Linked DNA regions of Homo sapiens: all the other regions are linked to region 1. The links are chromatin loops, found by intact Hi-C in ENCODE. Cell type or tissue: GM12878. All regions are shown on one strand. Each heading gives the region's core, and the rest is flanking DNA. Links, peaks and the distances in the headings are about the cores only. Region 1 overlaps LOC107987108 (a long non-coding RNA gene). Region 2 overlaps LOC107987108 (a long non-coding RNA gene). Region 3 holds the start of LOC124902240 (a long non-coding RNA gene).

Region 1 (10,492 bases), core at 1,651-9,650:
TGTGAGACCCAGGAATCAGAAATTTATCAACTCCCACGTGATTCCAATGTGCTACCAAAGTTGAGAAGCAATGATTTAGTGGATGGAACCTCCACAGTGTTTGGAGTCAAGAAAGTTGGGTTCAAACACTATTTCTATCATTTCAAGGTTAAGCTCAATTCAGTTGGCCTGCATATTAAATGTGCATGCACATCTGTATATTTATATCTATAAAATATTAATATATGTATATATACATCAAAAACTCCTGCAAAGTGAGCAGTTATATGTCAGTGAAGTTTTACATGTAGAGTCCAGCACATGGTAAATGCATGTAATGGAAGTTATTTTGCTAAAACTGAGTAGTTGAAAGCTACTGAAGAGATTTTTAAAATCTTCCTCTAGTAACATAAACAAAAAATGCTTAGTTTCCTATTGTATGTTTTTCTGGGCCCATGTGTCTCAAAGTATGTTCTAATTTGAGATCCATCTTTAGATTTATGTCAGATCACTGGCATGTTGAGGAAAGCAAGATGGTTTTATGAAATTTTTTTGTTTTTGACCATGAGCATACTAAACCAGTCCTTCTTATTTGAGGTTTTCTGCACTTCACTGCTAACTTTCAGGCTCAGATTGTAGGCCGTGTCCTCAGGCAATTTCCTTAACTTTGCCTTCAGCCTTCATTTCCTTGTTAGTAAAAGAGGGACCACAATTCTCTTTCCCATCCGTAAGTGTTACGGGATTTGAGAGAGCAAGCGTAAAATATCTAGCACAATGCCTGGCCTGCAGTCATGACTTGACAAATGCTATTTTTGTAGTAATATGGGTCAAGTCCAAATCCAACTAATGGAATGGAAGAATAAAGTGGAAAGTCAGTGGTTGTGAAAATAGAAGAGAGGGAGTTGCTCAGGGCTTTGGTTTGGCCAGATGTCCATGGTTTTACAGGTTTCCAGCAGGTGTATAGCTTGAGCACAGCTGTGTGCAGGAGCTCTGGCCTGCTGAACACCAGATACTGGGCCACGCCTTTGGAAACACAGAGACATGGGAAAGCTGGTTGGCTTCACGGACATTTAAGAGTGCAACAGGCCACTTGCTGCCCAAATAATGCAAGTGTTTTCAGTTATGCCTCCTCACTCAGTTGTTAAGCCCTTGAGGGCAGAGGCTTTGGTTCATGGTTCTTTGTCATCTAATTTCCTTGCTCAATTCTGGGCACAGTGTAAATGCACAATAGAATCTTGCTGTTTCATTAGCCCATAAGAGTCACATAAAAATGATTAAGAGAAATGTAACACATTCTATCTTCCTTTCCATTTCAATAAGTTGAAAGTAGCACAGTTCTTGAAACCAGGGGCGTAGGGTTGCAGTTCAGACCACAGAATTAGTACATGGGTGAGCCCTTTCTCTGTGTGATCTTGGCTAAGTCACTGGCCTTTCATCTGTCTAATGGTGTTGGAGTGATAGCAGCATTCTATCTTCAGTGCCTCTCTTACAGGGTTAGTACCTGAAACAAGTAATATGAGGGTGAAGGATTTCCATAAATTTGAAATAAAGTAATAGTTTTGGTTTCAAAAGAGGTAAAGCTCACATCTGATTGGGGAGATAACGGGTGAATTTTTGAAGAAGCCATTTAAGGGTAACACCTAAATAAATTTTCTTTTTTACGTTATTCAGGATTCAGAGTCTCCTGTTTTCCAAATGCAACTGGTAGAAACATGTTAATAGTGAAAACGGATTGGATAGGCCATGGGCTATAAACCACTCAGACCTAGGCTCAAATCCCAACATATGCACTTAACGTATGTGGAATCTCAGTCAAGATAAAACTTCTCTGACCCTTAGCATCGTTTTCTTCAAATGGAAGTGATGCTTTTGAAATGGTAGGGCTGGCCATTATGAACGTTCACTGCATGCCTCCGATTGTGCCTGTATCATGTTATGTGAAAAACTTCAGTTTCCCTTCATGGGGGTTTCTCAAGAAGCCCAGTTGTTTACAGGATAGATTATAGTTGTGTGGATAGATTATAGTTGGAGGTCTTCCCCTGCTAAAAGATAATAATCATTTATTTAGGTTATAATTTTTAAAGACATTTATTATTATTTGTATGTTTATATATTAAATACATAATTATGTTTATTTTAAAGTATATGTTAAATGTATCATATATACATAGATATACTATATATGTACATATATTACACACACACACACACACACATATATATATATACACATTCCTGTAGTAAAAAATTAATACTAATGAAACAAAAGTTATCTCAGTCCCCTTTTTAGAGGTAGATTTTCTTTCTTAAACATCAGTTTTTATCAGAAAAATATAAGGCGAAATTATTGTTTTATCTGATTTCAAGGATCAGACAGCTGGAATCTGTTCCCTTGAGAGTGTCAAATCTAACACTATCCTCAGGAGGCTCTAGAGAACAGTACTTAGCAAACCTAGTGATTTGTGGGTTGGTGATCTCTTCCAGGATGCTAATTGGGGCCAGATCAGCTGTTTCCAGGCACTCCTAAAATGCCCTCTCTATTTACTCTGCCCTTTACCCCTGCCAAGAACACACCACTGTGGCACAGTGTAGAGGAAAGAACATGGGAATCGGGAGACAGCAGTGCTGAAAGCCTGGTGGGGAACACAGGCAGGTTATGGAAACTCTGCTTCTCAGTGTCCTCATCTGTGAAATGGGAATTGTTTGTTACAACTGTGTCCCAGGATTGCTATGAACATTAAATAGCATCATGCTTTCAAATCTCGAAATATTTATAAAATATGAAACATTCTGGTGACACACACGATAAAGAATGGAAGAAAATTTGGAAGAGAAAAGAACAGAAAGCCATAATAAATTTGATTGCATATTACTCCTAATAGTACTCTTAATGTCATAAAACCCCATTGGTTTCATCTTCAGTATTGTACTGTATCTACTCACACTACAGTTTATAGCTCTGGAATGGTTTGTAACAAAGACCTTCATTCAACAAAATTTATCAAGCACCTACTAAGTGCCAGCCTTGACCATGCAAGTGAACAAAATGACTTGCCCTCGTGGTGCTTTTATGGCTTTAGGAAATCCCAGGATGTCAGCCCAAGAGAGTTCTCTGACATGCACCTACTACAGTGAGGTCCCGGGTCTTGCATTCTTCATCTTCCACCTAATATAATTCTGGGTCCCAGATCCCTCAAAAACCCACCACTTGGCTTTAGTCCAGGACAGGAATTTGGAGTTTTGAGCTAGGCTAATGTTTGATGCTCAGAAGTTGGACAGGAACATGTGCTCTGTGCCAGCCATGCTTTTTGAGAACTGGTGTCTGGGTTTAATTTCTACTGTCTGTCAGAGAGAAGCTTTGATCAGACTCTGCATTTTTTCACTTCAACTAAGTGACTAGAGGCTACTACTTGCCCATTTCTACCGCCTCTGTGTGAGCTCTGGTTTGGCAGGAATCTCAGAGATTTATTTCCATGAATTCCCTGGAATTGCCCTGCCCATCATTTCTCTCTCCTTTCCAGTCTCAGCACAGTTAGTGCTGGAGGTTGAGTGAGGGAGCCAGTGTGTGTCCAGGAAGGTATGGGATGAGAAATGGGGAGGGAGACCCACACATATTGCAGAAGGAAGTGCAGCAGGAATAAGTGACTGCAGCTGGGTCTTAATGGCTTTTCTTCTCTGCCGTCATTTTCCTTTAAGCCCAAAAGAAACTCTTTGTAATACGTGTTAAAATTATGGTTCAGATTTCTGATGATCAAGTTACATAGATTAAAGTAATGGATACCAGACTCTGCATCAATTCAGGTATAAATATGGATGAAATGAATGTACATTATCCACTGTTATAAATCTACATGTTCAAGGAAAGACATAAATCTCCTGAACCTTTCCTACCTCAGGCTATGAAGGTGTTGTTGTTTTTTTTCCCAGTGTTTTCGATGAAATTATAATTTGGAGTAATTTGCTGGTTTTGCAGAAACTTCCAGCTTTTTTTTTTTTTTACAAGAAAGGGTAGAGTATATTATTTACAATGGTGAGTCATTAAAATGCTCCAGGAAGTCATTGTTGCAGAGGGGGTTGGAGAGGGAAGGGGTTATGCGGCATTCCAGATGTGCATGTGTGGAGAGCGGTGGTGCATTTGGAGAAATTTATAGCACCTGGTTCCATTGTAAAGGGTCTTGGCCTGGGGGCATTTCTCTTCTCTTCCCCTCCCTTCAGCCCTATCACCACTGTACACACAGGGGCTCAAAGGTGGCAGTGCCTGATGGGCACAGGGCCACAGGACGTTGTGGTCTGGCAGGAAAGAGGGACTTTTCATTCCGTCTAAGCCACAAAGCTGATGAAAGTGTCTGCTCTCCTTGCAGCCTGGGGCCCCCTCACATGAGCAAGAGCAAGTCTCATAGTGAAAGAGAAAAAACAGAGCCAAGCACTCTGCAGAAAGAAGTGCATACTCCAGCTCTGCTGTGCAATAACTGCATGTTTGGGTACCTCTTATCTCTTTGGTTTTCAAAATCTGTAGAATGGAGATAATAGTATGCATTCCATAAGGTTGGTGTGAGGAATAAAGGAAATTATAGGTGTGAAGACACCTAGCACAACTCCTTTACCTTCCTGCTGAAACTCCCCACTTGTAGGGATGAAAGACTCTTGGCCGCCATTGTTCCAAATTGCATCATAAATTCTCAACCATTTTCTCATCTTTTATGGCTCTTAAATCCCCTTAGCTAAGTCTACTGCTCCATCTACATGGAGGTTCAGCTATTTCTAAAGTCCTGAGTTATAAATGAAGAACTCACCAAGGAGACCCAGGCTCTTTCCATAAGATTGCTCCACTCTCCCTCCTCTGTGGCATCCACATCATAAGCTCGCAGCCACCTTGCCCTCATTCCAGCCAGCAGAAGGGAAAAGGTGAAAAGCAGGGCATGCCCTTGCCCTTTAAGGACTAACCTGGAAATGACCTGCTTCACTTTCTGTTACTTTCCACTGGCCTGAATTTAGTCACAGGGCTATACCTAATCATGAAGGGGGTTAGGGAAAGTATTCTTTACTTGAGTTAGCTATGGACCTAGCTACATTCACTTACCATGGAAGAAAGGGAGATGGATACTGGGGGACAATTAGCGTTCTCTTCCAGAGGAGGTCACAGGATTTGTGCCAGAAACTCAAGTAGAGCCATATGCTGGAAGAGAGAGATTTTAGGCTCTGTAGGGGTTGAGAATGGATGACTGTAATCCCATGAATCATGAAATGTATCTGTTTAATAATCAGATTAATCAGGATGTAGCCGTGTGGCTTGCTTTGTTAATGTGCTAATTCCAGGGACTACAGTAACTGGGCCCGTCCTATTATGGGTCAAATAAAATTTACCTTCCTGTGTAGCCACAGACAGTCATCTCATGCCTACCCGATGTGCTTTTTACCTCTGTACCCCCAGTGCATTTCCCACAGCCTGCCACACAGATTTTCATTCAACAGTTGTTGAATGAATGGATGAGTTAATGTGAGAGTAAATAAAAGGACAAGCAATGACTGGGCAACAGGATGTGGGTATGTGGGGATGTCAGTGGGTACTTTCATAAATAGAACCAAACCATCTCTACTCTCCTGAGCCCATCACCTCCCTTACTCTTAAGAAATGTCCTTGCTTTGAATTTAGACAGAGAAAATAAAAAAACATTTTCAGTACCTACACTGGCCCAAACAAACTTATTGGCATCTACATTCATCCTTTCTCCCTTCCCTTCTGCTAAATCGGGTAAAGTATTTCCCTGGGAAATACTTCCCTCGGGCTCCTTCAGGCTTTAAATACCTTCAAATTTCTCCCACGTTAAAAAAAAACTAAATATTCACTGAATCCTTACCTGCGGTTGTATCTTATCCTCCACCTTCACAGCCAAACTTCTTAAAAGAATTGGCTGAACTCACTGTTTCCTCTTTTTACCTCCCATTCCCTCTCTATCTTATTGATGTTTGGTTTACATCCCTGCCTCTAATCTGACACTCCCCTGATAAAAGTTACTGATGATCTCCCTGTTGCAAATGCCAAGGGCATTTTCTTTCTTTCTTTCTATTATTATTATTATTTTTATGAGACAGTCTCCGTCTGTCGCCCAGGCTGGAGTGCAGTGGCACAATCTCGGCTCACTGATACCTCCACCTCCTGGGTTCAAGCGATTCTTGTGCCTCAGCCTCCCAAGTAGCTGAGATTACAGGTATGTGCCATCACGTCCAGCTAATTTTTTTGAATTTTTACTAGAGATGGGGTTTCTCCATGTTGCCTAGACTGGTCTCGAACTCCTGGCCTCAAGTGATCCACCAGCCTTGGCCTCCCAAAATGCTGGGATTACCTGTGTGAGCCACCCGCAGCTGGTCAGCCAAGAGAATTTTCTAGTTCTTATCTCATTTGGCCTCTTGAAAGCATTTGATTCTGTTGATTACTCTTTTTGAGAAGTTCTCTTCCCCCGGGTCATGCAAAACACCACCCATCCTGGTTTTCTTCTGCTGCTTCTTGGGATGCTTTCTCTATGTCTCCTTATGGGCTCCCTTCTTCTGCTAATCAGTAAATGTTAGTGTTTCTCAGGCATCTGTTCTGGGCTAGCTTTTATTCTACTTTACACACAGATCCCTGGATATATCATTCACTGCCATTGTATTTATGCAGATGTAATGCATACTCACATGATACCCAAATATATATTTCTAGGCTACTCTTCTCTCTAGAGTACAGATTTAACTAGCTCCTCGACATCTTCTCTTAGATATTCTAGAGGCACCTAGAACACTGTGTAAAATTAGATGCGAGTCCTGTCACTTATTATCCTTGTGCCTTGCTTTTGCTTCACTGGTAAAGTGAAGGTCATAATGATTCAGGATTTTAATGAGGTCAAATGGGTCAATATATGGGAATGTGCCGTGTGTACTGTAAAGTGCTATATGCATGTGAAGGATGACAATTACCTTATAACAACCAACAAGGCTTCACTGAATACTTACAGTGTGTCCATCGTGGTTCTGAATGTCGGACTCATTCAGAATAGACTAGAACGAGCCATGCCTCCTGTCCTGAGGACCTTACAGATTAATTGGGAAGGGGCAAATGAAATAATGAAGCACTAAACTGTGATGTAAGCAACACAGCTTGCAAGAATAGAAAGGCCAATGGTGTTTCCAGTGGAAATCAAGGGCAGTTTCCTATTTTCTTCCAGCCCCTCTCACCCTCTTTTGAAAGTCATTACCCGGCCCATAGCCTGGAAGATGCAGCTCAAGTTACACATGACACCTGCAGCTACAGCCATTTGGACTGGTATCTGTGTGACCTACACTAAGCCAACTAGGATGTCTCTCACAGGGATATGTTATTCAGGCAGTGTTGAAAAATGGTAATGTAGAGATGACACCAGATTTAATGCCATGGGGACAAATAAGTAAAGATTCTGAGAACCAGAATCGAAAATCTGGCAGTGCAAGCCTATCCATTGAATTGAGAATGGAGCAGATAAGTGGGGAAAAGTGGAGCTAAGAGACCCTGTGGTCCCAGGAAGAGCAATGCAGAATAGAAGCTGTAAGGTAGTTGCCCAGTTCACTTGAAACCTGTCTGGGTTTCTCACAATCATGTTAACTTTACCTCAAAGTCCTACGTTAATTCTAGTGTCACATGGCACCATAGCACATTTATGCTTAGTTTTCAAATAATAGATATTTTAAAGTAATAAAGATATTTAATAATAATATTATACTCTTTAGTCATGTACCTGTATAGATTTAAATTGCAATTTGATTCAAGCTTACAAGATTATATGGGGATTTGATTTTTTTAACCTCTGGTTTGTAATAGAAATTACTTTCCTTCATGCATCCGTTGCAAATTAATTGCGTTAATAATAATAACCACACTATTGTCTTATTGTATAGTGATTTACAATTAATAAAGGGATTTAACATACATTATCTCATTTGAGCCTCACAGTGACTCTGTGTGACTCAGAGAGGGTAAGTAAATTATTTAGTTACACAGCAGGATTGGGACATAAATTGAGTCCTCCTCACTCTTAATCCAGTCCCAAGGCAGATTAAAACTACAAAAGTTCAATCAGTGCATTCTCCAACCCACGCCTGAGTTAGGTATGTGTGAAGCTATCTTTTGGAATATGACAAAGATGCTGAAGTCATTGCTGATCTTTTGAATTCACATCCCCAAAGTCCCAACAGAGGAGAAAGCTCAAATTCAGCTAAGTTCACCAACATTCTCTGATTTCTTATTATATTCTAGCTCTGAGCTAGACTCAGGGTTTTTGTGAATGAACTTGCTGAGTCTGAAACATCTGTATTAGAACAGGTAGACACTCAAGTCTGACCTTTTAAAACATCAAGTTTAACCTTCAAGAGGTCTTCTTTACAGCAATAGAGACTGTGTTACCCAGGAACAGTGGTTGGCTGTTTTGTGGGAAACTTCCCCATCTGTTCAGCTCTGACATCTGGCTCCCAGGACACCTGATAGAGAGGATGTCAAAAGCAAAGAGCATGGTAGCTCAAGGCTTCTGATACTGAGATTAGAAACTTTCACATAATCTCATAAAACTTGAAAAATCTGCTAGATCATTCCCGGGACAATCATGCTCTCTCCCATATATTTTGAGAGGAGGGAAAAGTCCAGTTTGGTCACCATTTCCAAAGAGTGGGTGGAGAGAATGCTTCCAAATATTCCCACTCTCAAGAGAGCAGAACATTTCCTGGGAAGAAATAATAGGTGATCTGATCTCTTTGCAGTATACTCTGAGAATGGGCTGGGGCTAATGGAATGCCTGCCAGTCTGTCCCCACCCTCCAATTGCTCTGCCTCTCACGGCAGGTCCCTCTGGTCCTCCTCCCTCACAAATGCAGAGAATGATGGCAGGTTCCACAAACACAAAAGGATGCAGTGTGGTGGTTAAAATGGACAAGAAGACGCTAAACCACTAATCATACTCCACTAGCATTCCCACCCCTCCCCAAGTGCCCCAAGATACAAAGGGAAACATTTAGACATTAAGTACAGATTAAAGAAACCCAAAAAAGGCCACCAATGCTTAGACCCAAAGACATGACAGATCATTTGCTTCCCGTTTAAGTTGGTCTTAGGTACAATAGCTGAGATTCCTTGATTTCTGTGAAATGGAAAGAGGAACTGTCAGGTTTGGGAATTGCCCTTCAAGGCTTCTTTGTGTGTGAAAATCACAGAGCCGACCCCTAGAATGTAGAGAGGCCCACCATGTGGGACTGTTTCCTCTGGAGAAATTCCAAGCTTCCTCTTCCTGGGGCCTCCAGCCAAGGATGAGCTTCTTACCAATATCTGCTCTTGCAGAGTCCCAGGGCTCAAGAGAGCAGCATTTTGGTAGAGCTGGGGGAGGATGGAGTGCCTGCTACTGTGCTATATTCTTTCTTAAAGCAGATATCAGTCAGCTTCGCTTAAAGAGAATGTCAAATCCTATCCCTTTCTGAGTTAAGCTTCCTGGGAAGCGCCTTCAGGACTACACAGGGTATGTAATTCCAAGTGATCTTTAATCTAATTTAATTGACTCTGAGAGAACCCCTCATTTCTCCTTGGAGGGCCAAAATATTGATGGGACATTTTCAGCCCCAAAGAATTGGAAGCCAGTGACCCCTCCATCAATAGGGGTCATTAGACCACAAGAACCTGTTGCTGCCCTGAGAAGGACAAGGTGAAGGGGGGTGGGCCAGCCCAAACCCAGAAAGAGGAACCAAGATCACAGAAAGAGACAAGTATGAGCCATCCTTTAAGAGACACTGGGCATATAGGAGGGGCATTCAGTGTGGTGGTCAAGGCTGCAGGTGCAGAAGGAAAGAATAAATCTTCCAAAGGACCTACCAGTTTGCACCATTTTATACCAAAAAAAAAAAAAGTAACCTGGAAAATTCATCTTGCATCCAGTGTTATCCAAAGTGAATCCCATTTTTCTCTGTGGCTTCTCTTGCTCTTTCTAAAATGCATTAATTCAACTATGTTTTAATGAAAGAGTGGAACATGCACATCTTGAGTAAACTGACAGTTACAACTCAAAATGATGAGTAAACACTGGGGACATCTATTCCATCTGGCCTGGGAGTTTGGGGGATGAGAAGGCTTTCTCTGGGGGCCAGTGCAGCACAGGAGTCCCAGAAGAGACCACAGCCAAGGACCATAGTGTGCATGAGAGATTTCATTTAGATCATTAGGGGAATTAGAAACTAACCCTTATATAGTCTTCAAGTGTCAGGCACTGTTCTAAGCTCCTAATATGTACTAAGTCATTTAATCCTCACAGTAACCCAATGAGGTATAGAATTATTTTCCTCCCTTTATAGCTAAAGAAACCAAGGCTCAGAGATGTTGCATAGTTTGTCCGAAACCATGAGAACAGATGCCTCCGACTCTCACCCAGGCTGCCTACTCTGCTGATCAGGTTCTTAGATCCTCCTCTCCATGACCTGTACTATAATAAGGAAAAACTCAGACAGTTGGAGCCAGAAAGCAAGGTGGG
Region 2 (10,492 bases), core at 731-8,730, 94 kb before region 1:
CGCCTCCTCATTCCAGAGTACTCAGATATGATTAATCCCACGGGGCCTATGCTTAGAGAAAAATCCAACAGCCACCACACCTATCTTAGAATGATAGTGCTGTCTCCACTGGGCTGGCTTCCTCTTCCCTGAGTTTGCTCCCAGGAAACTCCCCATGGTTTTATGCAAAAAGGCATTTGGCAGACCTGTCCCATACTTGTCAGACATCTCCAGATATGTCTGAATCCGTGCTTAGGCTCATGCTGAGACCCCAGTTATAAACATAAAACTTCTATAGCATTTGATGCAGAGTAGAAATTTTTAAGTGTAGATCTCTTTCCTTGTTCTGGAAACCAGATTATACATTGAGATTGTGGGTTGTTTCTCAGATTTTCATTTTATTTTTTTCTTTAGATATAAGGGAATTTCCAAATTAAGGTGTTTTCAATCACAATGAAGGAGTCAGACTTCTCCTCTCAATGACTCTAAATACTGGTTCTACAGAGGAATGGAATAGGCTTCAACTTCAAGGTGTACTGTTTCAAAATGTGTCTTCTTTAAGACAAAATTGGCCCTTAAGAGTTCCCCTAATGTCATTTTATGTATCAAACAAGTTGACCTCCAAGAAACCTACTTTTTCAGTCAATTTAGGCTAAGTTTGGCTGAGGTAACAAATGATCCCCAGTCTTAGGGGTTTACAACAATAAAAGTTTGTTTATCACTGGCTTACATGTCCATCATGGGTTGGCTATGGCTCCATGTCCTTTTCACAGCAAGACTCAGGGTGGAACAGCCCTTCTCTGGAGCATACCAAAGAAGAATTGGATCCAACCTATAGTTGACCAGAAGCCACCTAGTGTTTTTAAGAGGAGAATAACATTACTAAGTTGAAATGATCACTCTGATGCTAGGGTGGAAGGAACATGAATTGCAAAGGAAGAAATTGGTAGCAGGGGAACCAATTACAAGGTATGTACCAAGTGTTATGAACAGGATATGTAATAATGGTATTATCGAATATTGTTTCCAGCATGATACATCCAGTAGGCCATGGAGAGGACATAGCTTGCACCCTTACTTCCAGACTGTCCATTAACGAGAAATAAAGGCAGGCCAGATTAGTGACCAGTTGCCGTAGAGACAGGCTAACTCCTGGAATGCACAGTGAATGCAGGGCACAACACAAAAAGCCCAATAAAGACTTCTGGCTTGTGTAAAATGACCTGCCACTCCAGAAATACCTTTGGGTTCTTGGAGAGAGGAACTGTTGCCAGCCTGGAGGCTGCAGCGGGAGTTCAGCATCTCAGCAAATGAATTTTTGTCTTCTTGCACCTGTCGGTGCCCCATAATGTCCTGCTAATCTCTCAGTCTCATTTGTCCCAGGGCCTGCTTTCCATCCGATGGAACAACTGGCAGCTCAGGCAATTACGATGGAGAGGCACCCTCTTCGAAATATACACAGGGCTTTATTTTCAGGAAGCTTGCCTGGGTTCGCTCTTGAAATTGTATTTTTGGCTTTGCTAGGCATCTCTCTGAGGTTACCATTCGTAGATACATCCGTTGAAATTTTAAGAGCAAGTCTATGACTTAGGAGGAGGGAGTGGAGGGGTCTTAGGTATTTAAATGGGCTCTTTGTAATCTCTCTCTCTCTGTGGTTCACTGAGCAAACTAGCCTTGTAGGAAGGCATTGATCATTCTCCCCACAGCCTCATGAAGGAGAATGAGCAAGCTGTGAGAGATTTATATCCAGGCTGGACTCTCCTCCAGCTGTGAGTGACACAGTCAAAGAAAGCCTGTCAGTGCCACCCCCATGGTGGGGCTGAGGCTGGAAAGATGTCACCTCCATCAGAATGGGCCGGAGGTGAGAGAACCCCCTTGATTGACAAGCCCTATCCCCAAAGTGATAAAAGAAGGGGCACTGGCACCGAAGGAAGCTCGAAGGAAGCTTTGGGGTGGGCAGAAAAGAGAGGGAGTATCATCTAAACAATTTACTGTTGTTCTGTTCTCCTCATTCAGTTCGGGGAACCAGGCTGCAGCCACATCTGTGAGCCTTCAGCTCGGCTCAGGCTCAACGTGTCTCTGGGTTGAAGAGACTTCTCAGATTTCAGGAGTCCTGCAAGCCTTTGGAATGCTTGCCACTGAGGAATTTGAACATTAAAGGGTTCAAAGGTGGTTAGAAAATCCAGTCCTCAAATTGTTCAAAGAAAAACATGTCTTCTTGGTCTTACTTTTATGACTTGAACATGAGGATCAGCGGTACTAAGGATTCAGGGGCATCTCAACCTTTACCTAGCAAGCTCTTTCTTCTAAGAAAGTCAGTATTCTGCTGTATTCTCTTAATTTTTACAAGCTGGGGAAGGAGGACGAGTAGTTATTTGGACACACAGAGCTGTTTTAGTGATATTCATAATGGAACATTGTAAATCTGAAGAGTCAAGGTTCAAATATGGGTCTCTTAGCATTTGACATATTTTTATTTTGGGTCCAGACGAAGTACATTTTTAATAGGCAGGACAACGCTTCCTGCCTTCAATCAGAGATAATACCAGACTGAGATGATATTCAGAGACAGCAAGTTGCATTTCAACTGAAGATAAATATGCCCCCATGAAATTTCACCCATTCTGGCTTTAAAACATGTTATGTCCAAGGTCAATTAATTGTACTTGCAACTTACAGCCAATCAGAAGGATGAGCTAGCATCAAGATTCTTTTGCAAAATGAAAATTTATCTTTAATCAGTGTTTTCTTTTGCTTTTCTGGGCTGTTTCTCACTTGCAAAAAAAGTATATGCATTATTCAAAAATTAGAAAAAAACGAAGAATGGATTAGCAGTGGGACATGACAATGTACCAAGACATTTAAAATAAGTTATTCCTAAATGGATTCATGCCAAATGAAGAAGCTTTCCACAGCATCTGCGACCTTGAAATTTAGCCTGAGATTCTGCTTCAGAAAACAATGGCTGAGCTTCCTGATTGAGCAAGCCTTAGACTAGTGCCTTCTACTGAGTTATTTTTTTTATTTTTGAGGACCTTTCTGGAAGGTATGTAAGAAGAATAAGGTATAGATCCTGTCCTCAAAGAAATGACAGCCCAGGGGGAATATAAGCCCCAAGCGCATGAGTGTGCTGCATAATTTTCTCAGCTTTCTCAGATTGATCATTTATAAAATTGGAATGAAAGTATTTCTCATATCTTCCTCCCTGGCTACTTTGAGAATCAAGAGAGGGAGGGAGGGAAGGAGGGAAGGGGAGAGAGAGAAAGAGAATATGAGAATGAGAATGGTTGGGAGGAATTTTGAAGACTTGTAAATTATTAAAAGGCTCTCTAGATCCATTGATGGTTGTATCCTACTTTTAAAACCTGACAGGGCATCTTTGTGTGAAGTAGCCAATGTAGCACCCTTAAGAGAAATGCCCCTTATATTATTCCCTTTCCATGGTTGCCTAGAAACCATAATCTTATTTCCCTGGCCCGCCCTCTTTTCTTTTCTCTTGTGCATGTTGAGGGTCTGATTCGAAAGTGCTGCAGCTGCAGATGTGTCCATGGTCTGCCCATGTGGCACTGTGGGGGTGAGCACTTTCTATCTGTAGACTTTGAGCTAGACATTTTCATATTCATTATCTCATTTAATTCTCTCACAGAAACCTTATGAGGTTTACTGCTCTCATTTCATGTTCAAGGAAACTGAGTTTCAGAGAAGTGAAAACATTATCCCAAGATCACAAAACTAATAAATAGCAGAGTCAAGTTTCAAATGGTGTGCTTTGACTTTGGTTTTCTTGAGATGAAGTAGTCATGAAGGCGGGTTCCGGTTCTAGTTTCTTCCTTTGAGTCTCCAAGCTTTTCACCTGTTTCTTGGCCTATTTAGCAACGCACATCAGGTTCCCAGACTCTGCCTAGGCTCTGCTCATGAATCTAAGATACTGGGGATGGGGATGAGAGGTGATAGAAAGAGTCAGGAAAGCTAAGTTCAGATCTCAACTTCATTGCTTACTAAACTGAGTTCTAATGCTCTCATTTGCAAAATAGTGATAGTAACATGGATCTCCTGTGAGAGTTCAGTAAGGAAAGATGTGTTAGAATGCAGTCAAGGCACCTGGCCCATAGTAGAAGGTGCTCAGAACACTGAATTTGAACCTGACTTCTGATTCTAACATCTTCTGGGATCAGCCCAGATCTGGCTATATCCTGGAAACATAAGTTATATTCAGGGCATTTTGTGTCATATTTGGCAGCAAAGAATCCCAGTTTTCCCAGGGCTTCTTATGTAGACAAATCCACTAAAAGATGACATAGCTTCAAATGCAACACTTCACTGAAAGACTTAGGGTCCGTTTAATTCAGTGGTTTTCCAAATTGTTTTTATTAGCAAATGCTTATTTTTAAAACAAGTCTGATAAAGAACTGCATTATACAAAACTAACCAATGAGATCTTCTCTACATGGAGAGATGCTGAGAGCCCTGGAATCTGCCAGCTCAGACTTTTAACACAACATTTCTCCTTCTAAACCCTGAGGTTTTGTAGAGCAGGATTTGAAAACCACTGGTAATACTAACAATCTCACTTTGTAGACAAGGAAACTAAGGCCCAGGAAGAGTTACTTACTAGAATGAATGCATCTACTCTAATGTATAAACAAATCATCTTCAACAACTTAGCTTGATCTTATATTTGCCTGTATAGCAATATGAGAGAAAAATGCATGTGTTTTATTTCTCTTTACAAAGGGATTTATTCTCCCTTCCTCTCTCTCTCAGAGATTATATAATAATGACTGTGTTCAGTAAGATGATTCTAACATTTAAATGGAAATGCAGAAAATAGAATAGCAAAAGCAGTTTGGAAAAAGACGTTGAAGGGCTTATACTACCTGATTTCAGGATGCATTATAAAGCTACAGTAATCAAAACAGTATAGTATTAACATAAGAGTATCCATAGAGCTCAGGGAAACAGCATAAATTGTCTAGAACAGACTCAAAAATATGCCAAGGTAATTCAATGGAAAAACAATAACTTTTTTAACAAGCTAGATAGGAACAATTGGATATGGATATGGGAAGAAATGAATTTTGACCTTTATGTTATCTCATATACAAATTAACTCAAAAAGGATCCAAAGCCTATATATATATGATATAATTTCAAGAAGAAAACCTAGGAGAAAAATCTTTACAATCTTGAAGGCAGGAATTTCTTAAGACACAAAATGCAATAACTATAAAAGAAAAAAACGTTTGAAATTATAAACAAAAATGTTTTTGCTCTTTTAAAGTCACTGTAAGCTGGACATGGTGGCTCACACCTGTAATCCCAGCACTTTGGAAGGCCGAGGCAGGTGGGACACTTGAGGCCAGGGGTTCAAGACCAGCCTGGCCAACATGGTGAAACCTCATCTCTACTAAAAATACAAAAATTAGCTAGGTGTTCTGGTGCATGCCTGTAGTCCACCTACTCGGGAGGGTGAGGCACAAGAATCACTTGAACCCGGGAGGTGGAGATCGCGGGGAGCCAAGATCATGCCACTGCACTCCAGCCTGGGTGACAGAGCGAGACTCTGTCCCCAAAAAAACCCAAACAAACCCCACAAAGTCACTGTAGGGACTATGAAAGGGCAAGCCAGGACTGGACGTGGTGGCTCACATCTGTATTCCCAGCACTTTGGGAGGCTGACACGGGTGGATCACTTGAGGTCAGGAGTTCGAGACCAGCCTGGCCAACATGGCAAAACACCGTCTCTACTAAAAATACAAAAATTAGCTGGGCTTGTTGGTGGGCACCTGTAATCCCAGCTACTTGGGAGGCTGAGGCAAGAGAATCTCTTGAACCTGGGAGGCAGAGGTTGAGGAGGTGGAGGTTGCAGTGAACCAAGATCACACCATTGCACTCCAGCCTAGGCAACAGAGTTAGACTCCTCCGTCTCAAAAAAAAAAAAAAAAAAAAAAAAGGAAAGCCATAATTCAGTGTAGTTCTATAAAGGTATAGTTCACAGTACCTACATGTGACTAAAAAACTTGTTTCCAGACTATGAAAAGAACTCATACAAAGCAATAATAGGAAGATAAATAAACCAATAAAAAAGGACAAAATATTTGAACAGACACAAAAAGAAGATACATAAATATCCACTAAAGCATGTGAAAATATGCTCGAGATTGCTAATCATCAGGAATGTAAGTAAAACCAAAACAACAGATTACTACACATCCCTAAATGACTAAAGTTAAGAGGACTGATAATACCAAATGTCGGCGGAATGTGGAAAAATTAAACTCTAATACATTGTTGGAGGGGGTATAAAATAGTATAGCCACTTTAGAAAACAATTTGGCAGTTTCTTGAAAAATTAAAATTCACTTTACCACCCAACAATTCCACTCCTAGGTATTTACCCAAGAAAAATGGAAACATATGTCTACAAAAAGACTTGTACAAAAATGTCCATAGCAGCTTTATTAATGATAACCACATACTGGAAACAACCCAACTGTTTATCAACAGGTGAATGAATAAACAAATAGATGTATAATTCTGATACAACAGTAAAGATATATCTTAAAACTAATATGCTGATGAAACAAGCCAGACACAAAAGCCAGACACATCCATATTGCATGGTTCCATTCACATAAAATTCTAGAAAAGGCAAAAACTAATGTATACTTACAGAAAGAATTAGCCCCAGTATTAATTAGGGTTGGGAAAAAGGATTTACTGTGAAGAGGCACAAGGTAATTTTTGAGGTTGATAGAAACATCCCATCTCTTTGATGGTATTGATATGAATGTATACATTTGTCAAAAAATCTTTAAACTGTACAGTTAAAATGGGTGAGTCTTATTGTGTCTAAATCACACCTTAATGAAGATTTAGAAAGTGAAATATTTTGCTATGATTGTAACGTAAAAAAATCTTTAATCACTTTGACGAAAGCAAGATACAAAAATTGTGGGCAGTCTGATTATAACTTACTAAAGTATGCATAAAATAATAATTGAAAACTCAACAAAAATCTGTTCAGGGTCATGATTAGCCATGACCTATTTCACACTCAAATATATTTTATTGAGCTTTCATTTGAAATTTTAACCATTTCACTGATGTCACACAAATAAAAAAGTATCTGCTGATACACATCAAAGATATATGAATCTGCAAATATTCAGAACCATTTTTGGCAAAAATGATACTACAATAGTAGCTGCAAAATTAAAGGAGAGAAGTAATAGATTTTTATTTAACAAAACTAGATTTTGAAAAGCAATGTTTTAAAATACAGTATTACCTAGAAAAATGTCTAAATCCTGTACATAAGCCAGAGCCCAGGGACTCATCATTACAAACTTGTACTCTAGACTAGTTTGAGATCGTCTAGATTCTAGTCTTGTCTTTGGAAACTCAATTAGTCTAGGGAAATCCGAAAGTTAAGAAACCCTATGTGTCGCAAAAATACGATCAAATGAGCAAGTTTGTTTCCCCCTGAACTTCACATTACATCTCATCTCAGGGTGATGTATTCAAATTCTCCCAATCCAAGCACTCCTGCATAGTCTTCTAGGAACAAGCACTTCAAAGTTTTACAGAAGAGCATACAGAAACTTTATTATTAAGGGGGATATATGCAGTAGAGAAAGTAATTTTAAGTAGTCCATTTAAAGTTTTAAAGTTTTTGGTATGTAAAATCTCAGCAGCATAGCAAGGTGTAATCTTTGGGCTATGTAACTTCATTCAATTCCCTCTATTTATATAACTACCTAGGGTTGACATCAAGCATATTTTTTCAAAACGTCTTCTAATTCCAGGTTTGCAATTCAACTGAAAAAAAATCAAAGACACCTGAGAACATTTTATGACTTAAAAAGTTTTCTTTTCTTGAAATAAAAACTACTGCTGGAGATCTCTCCTCCCATATCTTATCAGCTCAACTACCTAGTGTGATTTGAATCACCCGAACCTCAGCTTAAGGAAGAGAGAGAGAGAGAAAAGAAAAACCTTTGGTAAAGTAAGTTCCTTTGATCCTTTTCTGCTACTTATGAAAACTCACACTGTATGTTTAACACATTCCCAACAAGCCAGGATAATGAAGCACATGGGACACGGAGACTTAATTCCATGTCTGTTTCTTTATTTAAAAAACACACATACTCTACGGGCTGGGCGAAGAATAGACCAGTCTAGCTAGGAGTGAACAGTAAGAAGCAGTTGTGATTGCCGAGTTGGGAGATATCATTAAAAAGCAAACTGGGGAGCTCCCGTTTAGGATCTGAGGAGATTATTGATTCAAATCCTTTAAGGCATTCTTCAAAGGACTTCTTAAAAAGTTGTATTGTCTGAGGAGTTTGGGGAGAGTATTTGAGTCAGTGTGTGTGTGTGTCTGTGTGTATGTGTGTTACACAAGGGTGGAGATTAGTGGTTGGGAGGGCTGTATCTATGTGAGGTATGGGGGTGGTGGGGTGAGTTATGTGCATGGATTGTGAATAACTTTAAAGCCAGTCTGAATAAATAAGGTAATTTCATAACAGGTTTTCTAATTACTGACTTAGGTTTTGACTCCTTGATAATTCTGCCTCCATAGCTATAATCCAAGGTCCTTCGTGAATTGGCCTTTCCTCTCATTCCATACGATCTTCTACACTCCCCAGATTGCTGGAACTAAGAGTATGTGCTGTCAGATCCGACTGTCTGGGTTCAAATACATGCTCATTTGCAAGCTATGTGGCACTGTGCAACCCAGTTAACTTCACCAACTCTCAGTTTCCTCATAAATAACATAGAAATAATATCTACATCATGGGACTGTGGATTCTATTAGATAATTGCGTATGATGTGTCTTAAGTGCTCAATATGGTCAGCTGTGCAACTCAAATTTATTTTAATTCAGTAAATATTTATTTGAAAGTTTTCTGTGCAATAGGTATAGACTGTTCTCCTTTCAATTTGCATATGAGACATTGTATTAGTTTTCTAAGGCAACCGTAACAAAATACCACAGACCAGGTGGCTTAAACAATAGAAATTTACTTTCTCACAGTTCTGGAGGCTGGAAGTCCAAGGTCAGGGTGTTGGCAGTGTGGGTTTCTGGTGAGGCCTCTGTCCTTGACTTACAGATAGCACCTTTTCTCTGTGTCCCTACATGGCTTTTTCCCTGTGCAAGGATATCCCTGGTTTCTTCCTCCTCTTATAAGGACACCAGTGAAATTGGAGTAAGGCTCACCCTAATGGCCTGATTTTAAGTTAATTACCTCTTTAAGGACCTTATCTCCAAATGTAGTTGCATTCTGTGGGACTGGGAGTTAGGGCTTCAACATATGAATTTTGGAAGAGACATAATTCAGCTTTTTGTGAGTAACAAGTCATAACTCTGCTGTTTGAAACAAAGAGTTGCAGAGCCTGGAATGTGTTCCTCTATCTTTCCACTTGGTGACCTCTCTCTTACGTTCATTTAGCCCAGCTCACGAAACTATTTCCTCTGCACAGTTTCTGTTGAACTCACATACATAGCTAGATGCAATTCCTTAGATATAATCTGTTATAGCAATTAGTATATTACATTTACTCCATCTAATATAGATACATATATAAATATACACAAATGTATGTATATATATGTACACATATAAACATATATGGATAGAGAAAGAGATGGGTTTTTTTTGTCCATTTCCCCAGCTAGAATGAAAGCTCCATGGAGAAAAGTACTACTTTGATCACCACTGCATTCCCAGAGCCTAGAACATAGCTTTGACAACAATAAGTGCTGATTTTCCTATTCTTATCAGCTGTGAGGTCCAATATTCAGTAGCTCCTTAAGAGCAGAAAGTGTGTCTGCCTACCCTCCATTGCTTGCTTAACAAATCTTTGTTGAACAAAATAATGAAGGTTTTTACAGGCTGACATTCAATTCTTTGAAATTATTTGTGTGGATTACAATTGGAGAAGTTAACATGCTTATTTTGATCCAGAAAGAGGAACATAAACATACATCCTTTTGATTATGAGGCCATAGTTTAATGGGAAGAAAGGCTTCTGAGTAAAAAAACTGAGCAGAGTTTGAGACCAATTGCTAACAGCATGTTCCTCTCTTTGAGATTTTCTTTTTTGCACACAAACTTGGTTTGATAGGTTTGACTGACTTGACCATGCCTTGAGGCAAAGAAATATGATAACCATGTACCTAGGGGTGGATTAAGACAAAATAAGGGGCCATCACAGGGCTCTATCCAATTCTGGCTCTCCACAACTCCCTCTGGGTAAATCCTATAGCTTACACCTGTCCAAGGCAGCAGAAACCTAGACCATCACATCTGTCAGTGGCTGCCCAAATAATTAAAGCCATCTGTGCCCAGCATCTCAACACTTCTCAGAATCAGTGTACAGCTCCATAGTTTTTCCCATAAGAAATATCTGCAGAATCATGATGGTTAAACAATTTTTTTCAAAATGAAAATCAGAAAGATAAATTCTCTTCAATCCATCTTGACGTTATCAACAAAAAGTCCCATTAAA
Region 3 (10,492 bases), core at 1,194-9,193, 110 kb before region 1:
AAATTGGTGATCCAGATTAATATGAAGAAATTAAAATTATTTACAATCCTAGAAGATGATTGCTATTAATTTGTTGTATATTAAATTTTAGTATTTTTAGTACATGTTTTATACAATTGAAATCACACTATACTTGCAATTTTATATTGTGTTTGGTCACTTAATATTATATCACAATCATTTCCTATATCACTGTTTATAATATTTGTGAACATACAGTACTTTATTGAATTTATGACTTTGTCACTTGAAACAATTAAAAAAATATATTTTAGTCGGCATTTCTTTCACTCAGAGTAGTATAAACTAGAGCTTTAGACAGTCTGAGTTGGTTTATATCCTTGGTTGATGAACTTTCATAGAAACAGATTAACAGAATAATCAGAACTGGCTATGGGGATTTGGGGAGGTGCTATTCAAGGTCAGTGTCAATGATAAATTGATTAAAGTCATGTGGCAAGTTCACAGTCAAAGGTAGAAGGTCAAAGAGAGACCCAAGACAGGCTGAGGACATAGTATACACAAAGGACTTAGAGCTGTGGATATTAACACATAAAAAGCAAAATGCAAGTTAGGTGAAAACTTAAGAAAACAGAGTAGACCATTAGCTGTTGTGAATTTAGCATCCAGGGATTCAGCTATTCACAAGGGACCTTGCAAGACCAGAATATGGGTGTTTTATCATTTTGCTGCAGTAGCACTTTGAGTCTCATGGGTTTGTAAGGCTTGCATTTTGACTAAGCCACTGAATCTGTGAATGTAGCCAGCCACCACCCAGATTTTGGGTTTAGTTTTGTGGTTCCACACTTTTTGAGGAGAACTTAGTAATTCTCAATTCTCATAATGTGATAAATTGTTTCTTTGTAAAAACAAAACAAAAATAACAACTAGCTAAGGGAAGAACATCAACTGCCAGAGCTGGTGCTGAAAGGGAATAGAAAATAAGAAGCCTAAGTGATGGTCCCTTGCCAGGAAGCTGAACCCTTGGATTCATTAAGGAGTGGAATGTCACACTTGGCAGTACTCTGGTTCTATGACACAAACGAGTCCACCAGATGCTCTCTACAGCATTAAGAAAAAGATATTTGTGATTCCACTTCAGGCAGCACTCTACTCAGTGCAAATACTGCTCATTAAGTAAATTATTAAAGCACAACTTAAATGTTTCAGTCTTTCATGATCTCTTTTTCTGGGAGAAATTATATTAAAGTGATATTTGTAAATGTGCTGATTCACTAAGACCTTGGATGTGCCAAGGATTCATCTTAACTAAATCTCTTTTAGTGAGAATTTTGCACTAGTCAATTTCAACTCTGACAAATTCTGAATTCCCTATAAATTCCAGACAAGTGAGGTAGAATGAGAATGACCTGTTGAGGATAGAGCAATGAATTTATTGTGCAGCATGTGATTGGCATTGACCAGTGATTCACATCTCAGATGGGCAAAAAGAAAGCTGTCTGCATCTGAGTGTCGAATACACCTGTGACTGATAGGGTGACAAAAAGAGGATCATTTAAAGCCAACTATGCAAATTTGTTTTGGTGTTGGTTTGGAGCTCCACAAAATGGCCTGGCCTAAAAGAAATCATACTGAAGACAATTTTAAAAGCAATAAAAATGGAACCTATTACCCAAAGAATATACCTAGGCCTGACTTGTCACAAGCAAAATTTTGGAGGAAACAAAGTTAGCTTCAAAATCTCCCTACTGAGATGAGTCCAGTAGGTCAAAGTTGAACCCCAACTCAGTTCATTACAGTTTATTCTACCTTGGTCACTTCACCTCTCTGAGCCTCAGTTTTCTCACCTGCAAATTAGGGGTAGAGTGATGGTTAGGAGCAGTACAATTGACCTTTCAAGATATATGATAAACTCATGCTTCCTATATTCCATATATTCCATCCACATACCCTCAATAACAGAGAAGAAGGTGCCTATTTCCTCTGGAAGGATCAGACAGTTACCTGCAAAGTGCCCTCAAGCCAGAACTTAGTTTCATTTTTTTCTGCAATTCTAACATGCTCACAAGTCCTTGCACTGTCTGGCCCCAGCAACATCTCCAGCCTGATCCACTACTTTCTCCCTTACCCTGTGAGCTTTGGTGTCACTGGCCTTCTTCCTAATCCCTGCCCACATCAAGGCTTTGGACTCATACTGCCCCATCTGCATCTCCCACCAGCACCACCTCTCCAGCCTTTTACCTACTCAACTCCTTCTCATCCTTCAGATCTCAGCTCATGCTTCCCTTGCCTTTGTGCGAGGCTCTTTAAGAACTGTGGTATTTTCTTCAGAGCACTCATCCCAGCTTTTGCAACGAATTCCTCTGCCTCCCTTATCAGGTTCTAAATTTCCTGAGATCAGGGTCCATTTGATTCTGTCCATGATAGGAACACCAAGGCTTTGTACAAATGCTCAGTAAATATTTGTTGAATAAATAAATGAAATTTTAAAAATCATGCTAATTTTAAAATTCTCTTTTGTAATATACCTCTTTTAATACCTCTTTGAAATAAAACATACTGTTCAAAATAATCTTTGAGTCAAATGGTCCCTCCAGGAAGTTGCATCATGCTTTGTCTTCATTGTTAGTGATTCAATGCTGCCAGCACCAAAGTGTATGTCTTTCCCCCAGTTTGAGAACAGGGAAAAGACACTGAAACAATGGTAGCCAAAGTTATCTTTATTATTCTTCTGCTGTCTTCTGCAGGATTAGTTAGTTGCTAGCATCTATATACAAGAGTTAGATAAGAGTTATCACCTTGTCAAAGCCATGATCATCTTTAAATAACAGTCCTTCCTGAATCTGTTTCAGAAAGAGGCCATGTCCTTAGAGTAGATTCACTTCAATAATAAGCACATAAGGATGGTTCCTGCTGAAAAGAAGTTCTTCTTCAGGTACAGCTGACAAATTGGCCACTTCCTCTTAGATTTCAACTTCATAACTTATGGTTTGGATGGCATATGAGTCATTGCTGTAAAGGAATGACCTCTTTTGAGGTCAGTTATGACTTTTTCTCTCTGTGAATAAAAATAAGAAAACTTAAATCCCTGGAAAATTATACAGGTAAGTATTTCAGAGTGAATCTTCTTGTTCCATTTTGTGCCCTCCATCTTTCCCAGAAAAAATGCAAAATATTTTCACTACAGTGGAAGGCAATCTTTGCCTCCCACCTAATTTCTTAAGATAAATAATAAAAAAAGATGAGAGCTCAGATGGAAAGTGAACAAAATAATAAACATATATCCACTGATGCTCTTCTACCTTCCAAATTATTTTTCAAACCAGTTTTATGAGAGCCATTTTTCCAGGGATGAAGCTTTTCAAGCCATTCCAATACATATGTTTTGGTATAGAAGATATTGCAGTATAAGGACTATAAATGTGGTCTCTGAATCATACTGCCTGATCTGATGTACTAGCTGATTTTAGCCTGTTGATGCCTCCATTTTATCATCTATAAAATGGGATTATAGTAGGACGCATCTCACAGGATTGTGTAAAATTACAGATCTGCACTAAATTAATGGTTCTCTGCTGGGAGGCCCTTATTGCTGAAAGAGTCTCCAGAGGAAATGATGGAGGCAAACTTGGGATTTGAGTCCAGGTCTGACCATCCTAAGATAATTAATAACAAAAGTAGAATTTTGTTGTGAAAGAGTTGGAAACTACTCCTGGGAAAGAAAAAATATGAAAACCATTTTTTTGCCCATTTATTTAACCTTATTCAGTCATTCACACCTCCATTCAATCCCTTCCTAAGAGCTACATCTAATAAAGGAAGGCAACAATTTTGTTTTTCTATAGTGCTGTAGAAAAATAATCTATGTATTTGATATTTTTTCTTTATATGATTTTCTTTTCTAATTTATTAAAGTAAAATGGTATCTTAATTTTTTACAGTTGGATATTCCTTGACTAAATAATATAAAGTTATTAAAATGATCATTATGAAGACGTAGCAAAATAAAATTTATATTTTAATAATTGATTCAGAAAACATTTACTGAGATACCGTTCTATGTCAGGCCCTGTACTAGGCTGTATGGATGTTGACAGGAAATGTGGCCCCGTTAGAAGCAGTTTACATAAAACAGTCAGATACATAAACAGTCAAGTAATATATAAATATTATCACAGAAATGAATATAGGGGTGAGAAAACTCAGGGAAAGTATTCCTGACGAGAGTTATGGCTGGCACTTTTTAAGGCCAAAGTATGGTTTGCCAAGGCCAGAGGAAAGAGGAAGTCAGCTTGCAATAAGGCATGAAGCTTGAGAGATTAACGTTGTGTTCAGAAAAATGTCAGTGGTTGGGCCACAGAGAAAAACATGAGAAATGGAGAAGTAAGAAATGAAATCATAGGCCAGGCGCAGTGGCTCACGCCTGAAATCCCAGCACTTTGGGAGGCCGAGGCAGGTGGATCACCTGAGGTCGGGAGTTCGAGATCAGCCTGATTAACATGGAGAAACCCTGTCTCTACTAAAAATACAAAATTAGCCGGGCATGGTGGCACATGCCTGTAATCCCAGCTACTTGGAAGGCGGAGGCAGGAGAATCACTTGAACCCGGAAGGCAGAGGTTGCGGTGAGCAGAGATCGCACCATTGCACTCCAGCCTGGGCAACAAGAGTGAAACTCTGTCTCAAAAAAAAAAAAAAAAAAAAAAAAAAACAATCATAAAGGTGAGGAGTTAGGGTTTTAAATTGAGGGTCATGGGAAGTCATTAAAAGATTTAATTAAGGAAACCACATGAACTAATTTCCAATTTTTACAACTCCATGTAACAAAAGTTTGGAGAAAGAAGTGAGGAGAGATGGTTGAGTTTTTAAATCCATAAGGTAATTGATGCAATTCTTGCAAGAAAGGGGGAAGTTCTCCAGTATCATATGTTAAATATACACTTATATTTTTCTCTCTTACATAATGGAAAACAAATAGCCCATTTTTTATAAGTTCATTCTTTAGCTATGCTATTGCTGTTAATCTACTCTGTAAAGAAAGGAGGAGGGACAAGGGTTTAAAGAGTATTTCTTAGCAATTAAGCACCATGATGATTGCTTTTACATGTTAATAACATTGTGAAATGGGCATTGTTTCTAACCATTTTCAGCTGAAAAGTCCCTGAACCACACTGGTTGTGAATATTTGTCCTTTTGTTTGAAGATATTCTCAAAGTGAAACCATTGAGTTCAGAACTTCGGAATGTCATTAGAGCAGCAACAGTTCTGCTCATTATTTTTCTTATTCCCTGCCTCCATACCTCAAACCATTCATCTGTGCTATTCATCATACATATCAGCTCTCCCATTTGGGGGGCACATAGTAGAATTGTACTCTCTTGCTCCTTTTTGCTTGGGTGGGACCACAGGACTAGTTCTAGCCAATGAGTTTGAGTGGAAGTCATAATTCATGTTACTTCAGAACTGGATCATTTAGTTGCCACTGCGAGATACTCCACAGCTGTCTCTCTTCTCAGTCATGTTGCCCTGTTATCCTGAGTTGTGAGGATGATGATGACACTAGAGCAAAGCTCTAAGCTGAATGATCCACAGTGGACATGTTGTATGAGTGAGTATTAACCCTTGGTTATCTTAATTTAGAGTTTCTCAGTCTCAATCCAGCTAGTCATATTTAGGGCTGGATAATTTTTTCTTAGGGCGTTGCTGTGGTTTGACTCTGTGACCCTACCCAAATCTCATCTCGAATTGTAATCCTCACATGTTGCAGGAGGGACCCATAATCCCCATGTGAGGAGGGATGGAAGTAGTTGGATTATGTGGGCAGTTTCACCCATGCTGTTCTTGTGATAACGAGTAAATTCTCATGAGATCTGATGGTTTTATAACTGGCAGTTTTTCCTGCACTGTCGTTCTCTCTTGCCTGCTGCCATGTAAACATGCCTGCTTCCCCTTCCACCATGATTGTAAGTTTCCTGAGGCCTCTCCAGCCATGTGGAGCTGTGAGTCAATTCTTTTCTTTATAAATTACCCAGTCTCAGGGAAGTTCTTTATAGCAGTGTGAAAACAGACTAATACAGGGGTGGAGTGATGTGAAAGAGCTCTTTTGTGTATAGGATGTTGAGCAGTAACCTTGGCAGTTTCTCACTTGTTGTCAGTAGCACCCACTTCCCCAGTTGTGACAACCAAAACTGCCTTCAGACATTGCCAAATAGGGCTATGGGGAAGATTGCTCCTGATTGAAAAGCACTGTTTTGAGCCACTAAGATTTTTAATCATTGCAGTGGCATAACCTGGGTAGGACTGGCATATACTCCAATTCCTTGCTTTTATCTTTTGCTCCCTCTCTTGTAAGGTTAATTCTTCACATATACTTTTGATCTGTGAGACGTTATGTTTTATATCTTAACAATTTTTGACCTTTTTGTGCATTTAAAGCTATCATTCAGTTCAAATGCCATTAAAATTTGTCCTTTCATGATCTCTACTCAACCTAGACAAAACAGTTTCTCATAATAAAAGTGTCTCTTGGCAACAGTTGCCATTAAAACGAGTTAGGATTTTTTTTTTAATTGCATCCCAGTTTAGTTTATTAACAGTCTTCAGGCTGCTACCACAAACTGGTTCATTTTGGTTTACTTGAGGACACACACAAGGTAATCAGGAAAGTTCTTGTTTTTGACAAATTTGTAAACAAATTGGGCAGGGAATGAGTATTCTTAAGAAAATATAAATCATAATACAGTGTATGGTAAAAATTCTTTTACCATATACGTAGTGTTTAAGTGGTACCTGACGCATAGTAAGTACTCAATAGATCTTAGCCATTGTTATTATAAACACTATTATTTTTATACTATTTTAAAATCATGTTGAAATTCCTGATTTATTTCCCTGTTGCCTGTACTACACAGTAAAACTCTTCAAAAACAAGGACCATATCCTACTTGACCTTGAATTCCCAATGTCTGGCTCTCTGGTATAAGGAAAAAATATTGAATGAATTAATATAATTTAAAGTCAAAGTGGAAGTGATAACAGATTTAACTTGGATTTAGGAGAAGAGAGCAAGCTTTGGATTAAAGTATTCTAGGGATACTTCAGGAAGCTGCTTTTTTAAGGCAAGATTGAAGAATTTAGGTGAAAACTCTTTGTACTTAGAGATTCATAATTTCCATAGAGAGTCATAATTTCCATAGTAGGTTATTTTGTCTGTTTATTTTTAGGAATAAATAGTATCAGTAATACAGTGTGAGTTAAATTGAAACTTTGGGTCCAAGATCTGCATGGGAGTCTTAGCTCTAACACTCACAATCTGTGCAGGAAAACATATTGTTTCAGACCCTTGACTCCTCCATCTGCAAAATGATAATTATTAATAATATCTATTCTGTATACATCACAGAAGTGTTATAAGGATCTCCATAATGTATATAAAAATACTGATAAAATGCCGTTAACATGAAGTGTATGACTGAGAGTGGTTTACAGACACCATTGAAGAATATCCAGAGACTAAACAAATGTCTTGCTGAGCATCTGGAACTAGGTCTGCAGAGACCTATAGAAATGACTTATATTTCATACCTGGGCAACTAAGAGTGAGATGACAAAGTAATAGATGCATTGGCTTAGCAGTAACCGGAAACCTGGGTCCCCACCTTGGTAGCAGTTAGGAGTACTTGGGATTAGACAACAGGACTGTGTCCACTGCAAAATCCAACCCTGGCCTATCAGTCATCAGGAGGCATAGAGAAGGTGAGGTGTTTTACTGTCCTGTTGTGATCTTCTTCCTGTTGGAGGTCATCCTGACTACAGGTAGGTTCCATGCCAATTTCTTACCATATTTGAGGCAAAGATAAAATGATTTGAGGGAACCTCTCAAATGGCTTATTGAAACGGAAGAAAGAAATTATACAATGAGAAAATGAAGAATGAGAAGGGATTGGAGATGAATACCAAAAAGTTGACAAAAAGGCACTTGAACCTGAGGCAGAAAAAAAGTGAGATAGAATCATAATCCCTGTAGCTATTAAATATATAGGAGGATTTTTCCCACAAAAATCAAGTCTTTTACAAATGTGTTACTTCATACTCCCTAGAAAATGACAAAAGTTTACAAGTATGCAAGAGAATTTCTAGAGAAGGGGCAGATTTGGGTGGTTTGTAATATCCTGTGGCTTCCTTTCTACCTGATATGGCCAATCAACAGACAGGCTGTGGTTAGAGAGTCTGCAAAACCCTGCCTGAGATGCTCCTTAAACCCAGTGACCACTTTTCTCTCCAGCTGCCTCGCATGATGGCAAATGGCATATTTAAATGGTAAAAGGCTTGATCTCTATCTCAAAACATTTGACATACTCACACTGAAGATGGAAAAAACTGTTTTTGATGGCTTCAGAGGAAAGACTGTGTACTAAGAAGAGGTAGGTTTTAGCTCAATATAACAAATTTCTTTCCAAATATGAAGGTGCTCTAAAAGTTGAATGAGATGCCTGATGGGACGATGTTTGTCCTGTTACTGTAAGTGCTTATTAAGAAGGTAGATAAATACCCTCTTGGCTGGACTGCTGTGGGTAGGAGCTTTCCAATTCAACATTTGTATCACTTTAGTCCTGTCTTCCACCCAGCATAGGAATTTCCTCCATAGCGTCCTTGGAAAATGAGTATGTATTTGTTAAGTGTGCATATTACTAGCTGCTGCTTGATCTTATAGAGGCTACAAATTATAGATTTATAGAACAACTTTCTTGGAAAAGGTATGGGGAATGATTTCCAGAGTGCAGGTGGAAAAACCTCATTCAACCAGTAAACTAGCAGGAAGAATATCCCTCAGTTTGAGAACGTACTGAGAAAGATTCAAGTTCTAGTAGTTACTGTTTCTGTTTTATCTTCTATTAAAGATACATAAATTATTGTCTGCCGATTATGTTAATGTTTAGAACTTTATAATTTGAAAAGTATTTTCATATTTTAAACATTTTATTTAGACTTCAGAAAAACTTCACTATTATCCCATTTCATAGGGGAAGACAATCAGAAAACAATAGATACTAAAACTTGAATTTTCCTCTTTGTGCTGAGACTATGTTAAAGACTTCGCATGCTTTACTTCTAGATCCTATAATACCTATACAAAGTGGTCATCATTTTCATTTTATTCCAGGAAACTTAGAGTAGTAACATAGACCAAGGTGTGAAGCAGCAGGTCCCATAAATTGGGCCACCACTAGCAGGACAAAAGGTCAAATATTCAGATAAAAAAATATAAGAAACAAGAGTTTAGGGTTCATCAACACTCAATAACACATGAGGATGACATGGTGTCTGGCCTCAAAGAGCTCATGATCTAGAAGGACCTGGGTCACATGTCTGCGTTTTGGCCTAGGGACCTCAGCAACCAGCCCAGAACTTCATCTAATGTATTTAATGTAATCTTGACAGTAACCTTACAAGAAAGGTATGTAGAGATTGAAGACTTGCCAAAAGCCACACAGTTACTGGATAGCAAAGCCTGAACTTGTAGTAATTCTACTGAAATGTAAAGTTCCATATTTTTCCAAAGTCTCTAAACTTCGCTGAAAATTGAGCTCAGTAAATTTTATTATTCTCATACTTAATTGACTCTTTGCCTACAAAAGCTGCTTCCATCTTTTCCCATGTCACTCAAAAGCTCATATTTCAACAAATAAACTCCCACTTTAAAAAAAAGATTTCTAGCCATTGCCCACATTCCATCTCAGAATTTATCTTCCTTTACTCACCCTGGACTTCTGCCCTTTCTCCTTCTTTCAAAAGAAGCCATGTGTCTTCATCCTAAGGTGAACTTCTCTACTGGGTTTGACTCAGATGAGTATAATGGAGAGAACACTCATGGAATTATGACCACTGCCCGGGAGTCCAGGCTGTACTGCTGGTTTCTGGTAATACAGGGTCACTTTCCCATGCAGGGCAATTTTCACTGTGTTTTTTTTTTCTTCTTAGAGAGAATTCACTATATCTAATTTAACTATAATAACACCCTTGAGTTAGGCACTATTGTTATGTCGAATATATTGTTACATGCACCTTATATGAAACTGAAACTTTGAGAGATTAAGAAATTTAGCTAGTAGCACACAGAGAGTAAGTGATACAGTCCCAAATCTCTCAGAACCTATTGAATGCTCTAATCTGTGGCTTCCCCTCCCCAAATTCCTTTTCTATAAATTGAAAGAGTTGGTTCAATCAACTTTATTTTATTTCTAGTGATGTTTCTTTTAAAAAAAAAGATACGAGGAACCCAAAATATATAAGGAGAAAAGGCAGTGTTTAGAGTATTTTTGAGTTCAAAAATATACCTATTTTTATAGATTTACATGTATATTTATTTAATTATACCTATTATAAAGTCAACTAAAATATTTCAAAATTATATATCAATAAAATTTTGAAATCAGGGGTTATGAGGGATAATTGGTGTCTGAATCCAGCTATTCCATTGATTTGTTTTGGTTTCATGGCACAAAAAATCCTGATTCAGTTAGAGAAGTTAT

What was found. A loop is a pair of places that touch in the nucleus more often than their neighbours do. Peaks named below come from ENCODE experiments on the same cell type or tissue, not always from the same donor. Only the 100,000 strongest peaks of a DNase experiment are listed, where the experiment ranks them.
Region 2: it touches region 1 in a loop (2.3-fold over the local background); 2 of 110 quality-filtered maps call a loop at or near these places.
Region 3: it touches region 1 in a loop (5-fold over the local background); 2 of 110 quality-filtered maps call a loop at or near these places.

Annotation. Positions count from the first base shown.
Region 1 is chr9:106,416,522-106,427,013 of GRCh38, forward strand. All of the region lies in intron 3 of LOC107987108 (a long non-coding RNA gene), which reads left to right. Among named protein-coding and RNA genes, the nearest start is that of MIR8081, 180 kb to the right of the region's middle. RefSeq lists an enhancer at 4,249-4,328. In GM12878, for the core only: no CTCF peak of the experiment used is centred there; DNase peaks (open chromatin) are centred at 4,310 and 5,450; H3K27ac peaks cover 387 bases.
Region 2 is chr9:106,323,041-106,333,532 of GRCh38, forward strand. The region is part of intron 3 of LOC107987108 (a long non-coding RNA gene); the gene reads left to right. It overlaps LOC124902240 (a long non-coding RNA gene), which reads left to right. Exons shown (of 2, transcript XR_007061716.1): 2 at 1-10,492. Among named protein-coding and RNA genes, the nearest start is that of MIR8081, 270 kb to the right of the region's middle. In GM12878, for the core only: no CTCF peak of the experiment used is centred there; no DNase peak of the experiment used is centred there.
Region 3 is chr9:106,304,922-106,315,413 of GRCh38, forward strand. The region is part of intron 3 of LOC107987108 (a long non-coding RNA gene); the gene reads left to right. LOC124902240 (a long non-coding RNA gene) reads left to right here and starts at 4,686. Exons shown (of 2, transcript XR_007061716.1): 1 at 4,686-5,568; 2 at 8,245-10,492. In GM12878, for the core only: no CTCF peak of the experiment used is centred there; DNase peaks (open chromatin) are centred at 5,183 and 6,090.